Regions from separate parts of the Homo sapiens genome. Here regions 2 and 3 are each linked to region 1. A link is an interaction called in ENCODE POLR2A ChIA-PET data of the cell type or tissue named here. Cell type or tissue: PC-3. All regions are shown on one strand.

What was found. ChIA-PET counts read pairs that join two places held together with the same protein. Peaks named below come from ENCODE experiments on the same cell type or tissue, not always from the same donor. Only the 100,000 strongest peaks of a DNase experiment are listed, where the experiment ranks them.
Region 2: POLR2A ChIA-PET joins it to region 1 with 5 read pairs; 4 of 35 experiments call an interaction of 5 or more read pairs at or near these places.
Region 3: POLR2A ChIA-PET joins it to region 1 with 5 read pairs; 2 of 35 experiments call an interaction of 5 or more read pairs at or near these places.

Annotation. Positions count from the first base shown.
Region 1 is chr12:115,295,604-115,298,103 of GRCh38, forward strand. It overlaps a transcript of LOC124903082 not described here. Among named protein-coding and RNA genes, the nearest start is that of LINC02463, 590 kb to the right of the region's middle. In PC-3, no CTCF peak of the experiment used is centred here; a DNase peak (open chromatin) is centred at 1,248; H3K27ac peaks cover 814 bases.
Region 2 is chr12:114,672,418-114,674,917 of GRCh38, forward strand. TBX3 (T-box transcription factor 3) reads right to left here. Exons shown (of 7, transcript NM_005996.4): 6 at 1,748-2,418. Among named protein-coding and RNA genes, the nearest start is that of TBX3-AS1, 8.6 kb to the right of the region's middle. RefSeq lists an enhancer at 1-214. In PC-3, no CTCF peak of the experiment used is centred here; DNase peaks (open chromatin) are centred at 574 and 1,214; H3K4me3 peaks cover 2,500 bases; H3K27ac peaks cover 2,500 bases.
Region 3 is chr12:114,725,489-114,727,988 of GRCh38, forward strand. The region is part of intron 1 of TBX3-AS1 (TBX3 antisense RNA 1); the gene reads left to right. Among named protein-coding and RNA genes, the nearest start is that of TBX3, 43 kb to the left of the region's middle. In PC-3, no CTCF peak of the experiment used is centred here; no DNase peak of the experiment used is centred here.

The DNA.
Region 1 (2,500 bases):
AACGGTGAAGTCAGTTGTTCAAGATCACACAGGCTATATGTGACAGAGTCAAGATTAGGACACAAACCTGCCTGCCTTCAAAGCCTATTCCAGCCATCCTAAGGAGCTGTACATATTAGATATTGAAGTCAATATGCATAACACACTTCACACTCGGTAGGTGGCCAATAAATACTGTCTCCCTCTTCCTCTTGGTCTCTCATACCATCTTCTCTCACCAATCCTGTTTTCTACTCCCCCATCTTTCCCCAAACTCTACTTCAAGTTGGAAAACATTGCCACAAATTTAAAAACAAACAAAAAAAACCTCCTTGGCTTGGCCTCCTCAGTTCCCACCAACTGATAGGAAGCAGACATTCAAACTCAAGGGAAGGGAAAGAGGGTATATTCATCCTCAGTGACGCTCCCAATGACAAGGACAGTTCTGCTTGAGACCTCAGTTTCCTGTTTTTTTAACCTCTACCTTTCTATCACAGCCGAGATGTGTCATGTCAGCATATTGTGATCATTCTTTAAGTGAGGTATGTACGCTAGCTGCTTGTGAAAATTCAGGTTCCTGGGCCCTGCCCCCAACCTACTTAATTCAAATTTCTGGGGGCAGGGCCCCAGAGTATGCATTTTTAATGATCTCCCTGAGTGGTTCCTAGGCACACTAAAGTCTGGAAACCCCTAACACAGAACTTTGGCAAGCGGGAGAGGAAAAGCAAGCACTTCCTCAACCTGAGCACGTAAAACTCTGCACTGCAAGCTGAGCTCGGGAAGCTGAGTTCCTGAGGGGGATGGCTTCTCCTGTCTCTTATCCACCATGCACTCTTGGGATCTCCCTCTCATTTGCCACTGGAGACAGACGTTGTAGCTCTGCTTGGCTCCTGCACCCCTGAATTCATGCGTGTTCTGCATCATATTCCACTCTGTTCCAACTGTCCCTGGGTGTAGCTTTCCCTTACGGCAGTAAGTGGTCCCCAACTTTTTCAGCATCAGGAATGGTTTCATGGAAGACAATTTTTCCATGGATTGGGGGTTGGGGTGGGGGTGGTTTTGGGATAAACTGTTCCACCTCATATCATCAGGCATTAGTTACATTCTCAAAAGGAGCGTGCAACCTAGATCCCTCGCATGCACAGTTCACACTAGGGTTCACGCTCCTATATGAATCTGATGATGCTGTTGATCTAACAGGAGGCGGAGCTCAGGTGGTTATGCTCACTCATCTGTTGCTCACCTCCTGCTGTGTGTTTCAGTTCCTAAGAGGCCACAGACCAGTACCAGTCCACAGCCTGAGGGCTGGGGACCCCTGCCCTAGAGCATACAGTGCTGCCTCTAGCTTTCAGTGAGGAATAAAATTTCCACTGAGCTGGAGAATTTAACATATTAGTTAAAGGGAGAAGTTAACATATTAGTCACTGAGGTAAATAAATACTACAAAAATAAAAAAAAAGGAAAGGAATAAAGGAAGGCAGGGAAGGAGGGAGGGAGGGGAAAAAAGTAGTTATTCACAGCCATGAACATGCCATGAGGTTTGTAGGGAGTGAAACACACACACATACACACACACACACACACACACATGCACACGTGTTTGTGTTGCTATTTCACTCTCTTTCATTCATTTTTCCAAGTCCCTTCAACATCAACCTTATCACAGTTTTCTTTTTGTGGACCTGGGCATGTCGCTGAACCTGTCTGTGTCTCTGGAGCCATAAAATTGGGATAATAACCCTACTTTTTCTGCCCCCAAGATGTTGTGGAGTAACTTAGATGTGGCTGCTTTCTTTGAAAAGACTAGAGAGTTGTACAAGTATCACAGGTTATTATGATCATTACCAGTTTCCAGGGCCCCTGAGATACCCATGCCAAAGTACCCCAAGGCTCTCTAATGAGCACATATGAACCCGTTCTACAGCTGGACAAGCTGACTCAGTCTGAGCTTTGGCAACATGACCCAGTGAACAGTAGAACAAGTTGAAGACATCAAATGAGGCTCCTAGCCCTTGCTTGTGGACGCTGTTGTGTTTTGCATGTAAGTCAACATACTTTGGTGAAGGGAACAAAGGGAAGTGGGTCATAAAAGTTCAGGACCTTTGCTCCTGGAAGCTGTGAGCACTACTTCTTCCAGAAAGGTCCTTTGTTGCTTCTAGGCACTAATAGGATCAATTGACCTCATGGTAGTCCAGGATTTGGGCTTGTAAGCTCCCCTTGGATCTGATAAAATATTGAGTCAAGGTCCTCTGCTGCCATCAGGGCACAGACAACGTCTGTTGCTTTAAATGCCGTATCCCTAGAGTTCTGCTCAGGGACCTGACACATAGTAGGTGCTCAATAAATGTTTGCTGAATAAGTAAGTGATTGAATAAATGAATGAACAAAAGAGTAAATAAATTTCCCCGTGGGATTCCAGATAAACAGGATATGCTCTCTATGTCTCCTCTCCACACCCACAGCCAATGTTGACAGATTCCCATCCTGTGAGTCCAGATGCAGTCTCAATTCTTGCGGCAGC
Region 2 (2,500 bases), 620 kb before region 1:
TGTTGTTGTTGTTGTTGTGTTTTTTTTTTTGGGGGGGGAGATAGGTGGGGGCAGGAGAGAAGTCAACACTCAGAAATCTCTAGGTACAAATCTTAGCTGTGTCACCCTAGGCCAAGAGACTTTGATTAACTTGTGCCTCAGCTTCCTTATAGGAAGAAAAAACAGGGAAATCATAAGTAATTCATATACTTATTGAGGACTTTGTAGATATTAAATGAGTGAAAGCCTGCAATATGCTGCACACAGTGTGTGCAGCCCCCAGGAAATCTCCTTGCACCTGTTAAATGGGGATACAGATTCAGTTTACCCCACAGAGGTAACCAAGGGGAAGCCGGAGGACATAAATTAGTAGGAATAATTTTTTAAATCTTTCTTCTTCCCCAACCCCCATCCTCCCACCCCAATCCTAGAAGTTTCTCCAAACAAAACAAAACAAAACAAAAAAAACAGACAGTGAAGATCTTAAGCAAAAGGAAACTGGGGCTGGGGGAGGGAAAAAGGGCATTTGTTATAAACAGAGACAAAGAAATCGTCCAGCATGATTCACTGGTGTTCCAGGTGAGAAGCCGAGGTAGGCCGCAGGAGTTCAGGAGTGCACTAAGCTGGGAATTGGCAGAAGCAGCATTTAAGATGCAGGCACCCTGGCCTGGGCCAGTTCTCTGCATCATGCCTTGAGGTGCCCTTAAGGTTTTGTCTGTTCAGGTAGTCCTTGGTGTACCAACCACCTGCCCACCTAGGACAGGGTCTCCCGGAGAAGCCAGCAGAGGAGATGGGAGGAATTGAGAAATGCCAGAAGCCAAGCCTTTCCTCAGCTCCCTCCTCCCTGGAGTGGGGAGGCCAATCTGGTTTCTTGGCGCAGGGAAGGGAGACCAGACGAATGTGCTCAGACAAAACAAAAGGCAACAGCATGCAAAACCTCATAGAACCTTTTCATCGAGTTCAGGGTGTTTCCAGCCGCCTGAGACCTCCCCCCAGCACAGCTGTCTGAGCCACACACAGGCCTCCAGGCCTGCCCCAGTCCCTGCTTATCCCTGTCCTCTGACATTTCCCACGTGTGCACAAACCATTAACCCTTCGAGGAATAGGCTGGCCTGCTTGGGGTTGGGGGTGGGGAGAAGAGCTTCGAACTGGGAGGAAAGGCTGGAGGAATCAAGACTGAACTCCTACTCAGGAAGTAGTCACTTCCCCTCCCCAGGCCTAGAGTCCCATTCCTGGGGAAGGGTTGGCTATGAGACACTTAAGAGACATGTCAGCTCTGAAGCTAAAATCAGAAACCCTCAAAGAGGCCCTGGAGTCAGATAGCCTGGGGTTGAGTCTCAGCTCCACCATGTACCCGCTGTGTGACCTTGGACAAGTCACTCAACATCTCTGGGCGTCTTCGCCTTCATCTGTAAAGTGGAGGTGATAATAGTACCCCTGAAGGGTTAGGTCAAATGAGTCAATACAGAGCAAGCACTTAGAAGAATGCCTGAAAGTAAGTGCTGTGTCCAGCTGTTATCTTTGTTACTACCTATCTACTCTGCTGGAAACAGCCTTTAACTTCGGAAAAATTTTAAAGATTTTTGGGGTGAATGGGGAGAATGAAGTCATAATAACTCCATGAGCTAAGCCTTGAACCCGGTAATGGCTCAGTAAAAATTATTACAGCTACTAGGCCAAAGGGATCGGGTGAGGGTCTGCTGGCAAAGGACAGGGAAACTGGACGAAAGGTGGAAAGACTGGTGGAGGCAGGAAGAAGGATCCATACCTGAGAGGCCAGGACGTGCTGCTGGAGGTGGAAGGGCAGGGTGGCCGCGGACGCCCCGGACAGTCCCTGCGCCGCAGCGGCAGAGGCCATGGCCGTGGAATCCAGGCCCGAGACACCGGTGGAGGCCCCAGAAACCGTGGCCAGGAGGGGACCCATGCCAGCGGCCGCCATGCTGGAGAAGGCGCCCCCCATGGCAAACTGGCTGGGGTGCAGGAAGAGCGGGTGCCCGTTGAAGAACTGTTGGCCCGCCAGGCCCGGGGCGAAGCCGAGGCCAGGCAGGGGGCCCTGGGCCAGGTGCGCGGCGGCCGCGTCCGTCTGCACCGTGAGCGGCGCGAAGGCCTCCTTGCCCGGGAGCGCGCGCGCCTCTTCCACCTTGGCCGGCGCTGTGCCCTCGCGAACCGGGCTCCTGCGCTCCTCCGCGCCCAGGCCGCGAGTGCTGGACGAGATGGTGGCGGGGCTATGGCGTGAGTCGGGCGACGCTTTGTCCAGCCGCCCGCTGTCCCGGGGCCGCTCAGCAGCGAAAAGGTGAGCCTTGACCGCGGGGCTGCCCTTGTCACGGCAGGGCTCCTCCGACGTGGTGGTGGAGATCTTGGCCGCGTCGCAGGCCTCGGGGCCATGCTCCTCTTTGCTCTCGGCCTCGGCGTCGCTCTCACCCTCGCTGGGACATAAATCTACCACAGGCGAAGGAAAAAACCAAGGCAGAAGGGCGTTATCTCCAGTATGAGCCAACGGAACTCCAGTTCCCAAGTTGGA
Region 3 (2,500 bases), 570 kb before region 1:
CAAGTGATACTCCTGCCTCGGCCTCCCAAAGTGCTGGGATTACAGGTATGAATCTCCGCACCTGGCCTATTTTATTTTATTTTTTATAGGGACCATTGCAATGGGGTCTTGCCAAGGGGGAGACAGAGGGTGGACTCAACTCCTCATTATCTCCATTTTACAGATGAAGAAAATGAGGCACTGAGAGATTACATAACTTCCCTTGAGTCATATTTGCTTGTAAGTGGTAAGGCTGGATGTTGAACCCAGGACAAAGGGGTATGTATGCATGTATGTATGTATTTATTTTTAATTTATTTTTTAAAGACAAGATCTCTGCTGTCACTCAGGCTCAAGTACAGTGGCAAGATCATAGCTTACTGCAGCCTTAACCTCCTGGGCTCAAGGAATCCTCCCGCCTCAGCCTCCTGAGTAGCTGGGAATATAGGTATATTCTGCTGTACCTGGCTAGATGTTAAAAGCTAGTGGCTTTTAAGCTTTGTGCTATACCACCTTTTTCAAGACCACTGAGTTCAGATAGTGACCTCAGAGTGAGGACACAATGGCACTCCAGCTCAGACAGGTCTCTGGGGATAGTGACAGAATTCTCTCTTCCCAGTGTCCACTCAAGGGACAGAATTCTGTACCTTAGGCCAGAATTTCCTCCAGTTCTTTCCATCCCTTGGGCAACCTACATATCTGTGGCCTATTCTAGGGGACTGGAAGTGACAGCTGAGACCTGCTTAGTGACGTGACATCATGGGAATTTGAGAGCACAGGCTTTGAGGCTGGCATGGTGATAGTAATTACTGGCCTCAGCATGACGGGGAGGGTGACTGAGATAAGCGCCTGGAAAGAGGCTGGCAGGGTGCCGGGCACTTAGAAGGCACCCGGTGTGGTGGAGATGGTTGGCCTTGTGGATTGTCCTGTAGTCTGTTAATTCCTAGGACTGGAATACTAATTTTATGGTTGGGGGATACTTGATAGAACTTGTTTCTGCAGGATGAGAAGGAAAATGCTCTGCAAATTTGCAGAGCACTGACTATAAAAATTGAGACCAGAGAACTTACTATAAGCTGGGTACCCTGGGAGGCACTGACATATATCATCTCACAATCTTTGCAAACAACTCTAGGGAACGGGACACCCCTGTTACAGATGAGGAGGCTGAGGATCAGAGATGAGCTTGCTCAAGGTCGCTTAGCTAGTAAGTGGTAGAATTGGGCTTCTGATCATTTCTTTTGCTTAAAGATTTCTTTGATGTGGGACTAGTTCCTTCCTCTCTGCTATATCATTTCTTTTTCTTTTTCTTTCTTTTTTGTAATTTTTTTTTTTTTTTGAGATGTGGTCTTGCTCTGTTGCCCAGGCTGGAATGCAGTGGCACAATCACGGCTCACTGCAGCCTCGACCAGCCAGGCTCAAGTGGTCCCCCCACCCCAGCTTCCCAAGTACCTGGGACTACAGGTGCACACCACCATGTTCAGCTAATTTTTAAATTTTTTGTAGAGAAACGGTCTTGTCATGTTTCCCAGGCTGGTCTTGAACTCTGGGGCGCAAGCAATCCTCTCTCCTGGGTCTCTCAAAGTGCTGGGATTACAGGCATGAAGCACTGTGCCCAGCCTCCTCCATGTCTTTCTTTCTTTTTTTTTTTTTTTTTTTTTTTTTTTTTTGAGACAGAGTCTTGCTCTGCCACCCAGGCTGGAATGCAGTGGCGCGATCTCAGCTCACTGCAGCCTCCGCCTTCCGGGTACAAGTGATTCTCCTGTCTCAGCCCCCCGAGCAGCTGGGAATATAGGTGCCCACCATCATGCCCGGCTAATTTTTGTATTTTTAGTAGAGACAGGGTTTTGCCATATTGGCCAGGCTGGTCTCGAACTCCTGACCTTAGGCGATCTGCCTGTCTCGTCCTCCCAAAGTGCTGGGATTACAGGCATGAGCCACTGCACCTGGCCCCTCCATGTTTTTCAAGTCTGCTCACATGATCCTTCTCATTAAGGCCTCTGCTGTCCATCCCATCCAAGATTGCAAACCTCTCCTTCCCCCTCCAAACTACCTTGCTCTTGTTCATTCTATTTTGATAGTGCATCTTGCCTTTTATTTTAGTTGATTTTTATTTTTTGTGGCGGGGCAGAGTCTCACTCTGCTGCCCAGGTGGAGTGCAGTGGCATGATCTCAGCTCACTTCAACCTCTGCCTCCTGGGTTCAAGAGATTCTTGTGCCTCAGCCTCCTGAGTAGCTGGGATTACAAGCTTGCACCACCATGCCTGGCTAATTTTTGTATTTTTAGGGGAGGCGGGGTTTCACCATGTTGGCCAGGCTGGTCTCAAACTCTTGGCCTCAAGTGATCCACCTGCCTCGGCCTCCCAAAGTGCTGGGATTACAGGCGTGGGCCACTGCGCCCGGCTACATCTTGCCTTTTAACAAGCCATGGAATTCCCTTACTTATGATGCTTGTGCTTGATTATATTTCTCTTTATAGTAAAATGTAAGCTCCATTAGTGTTTAAAAAGTATTTATCTTT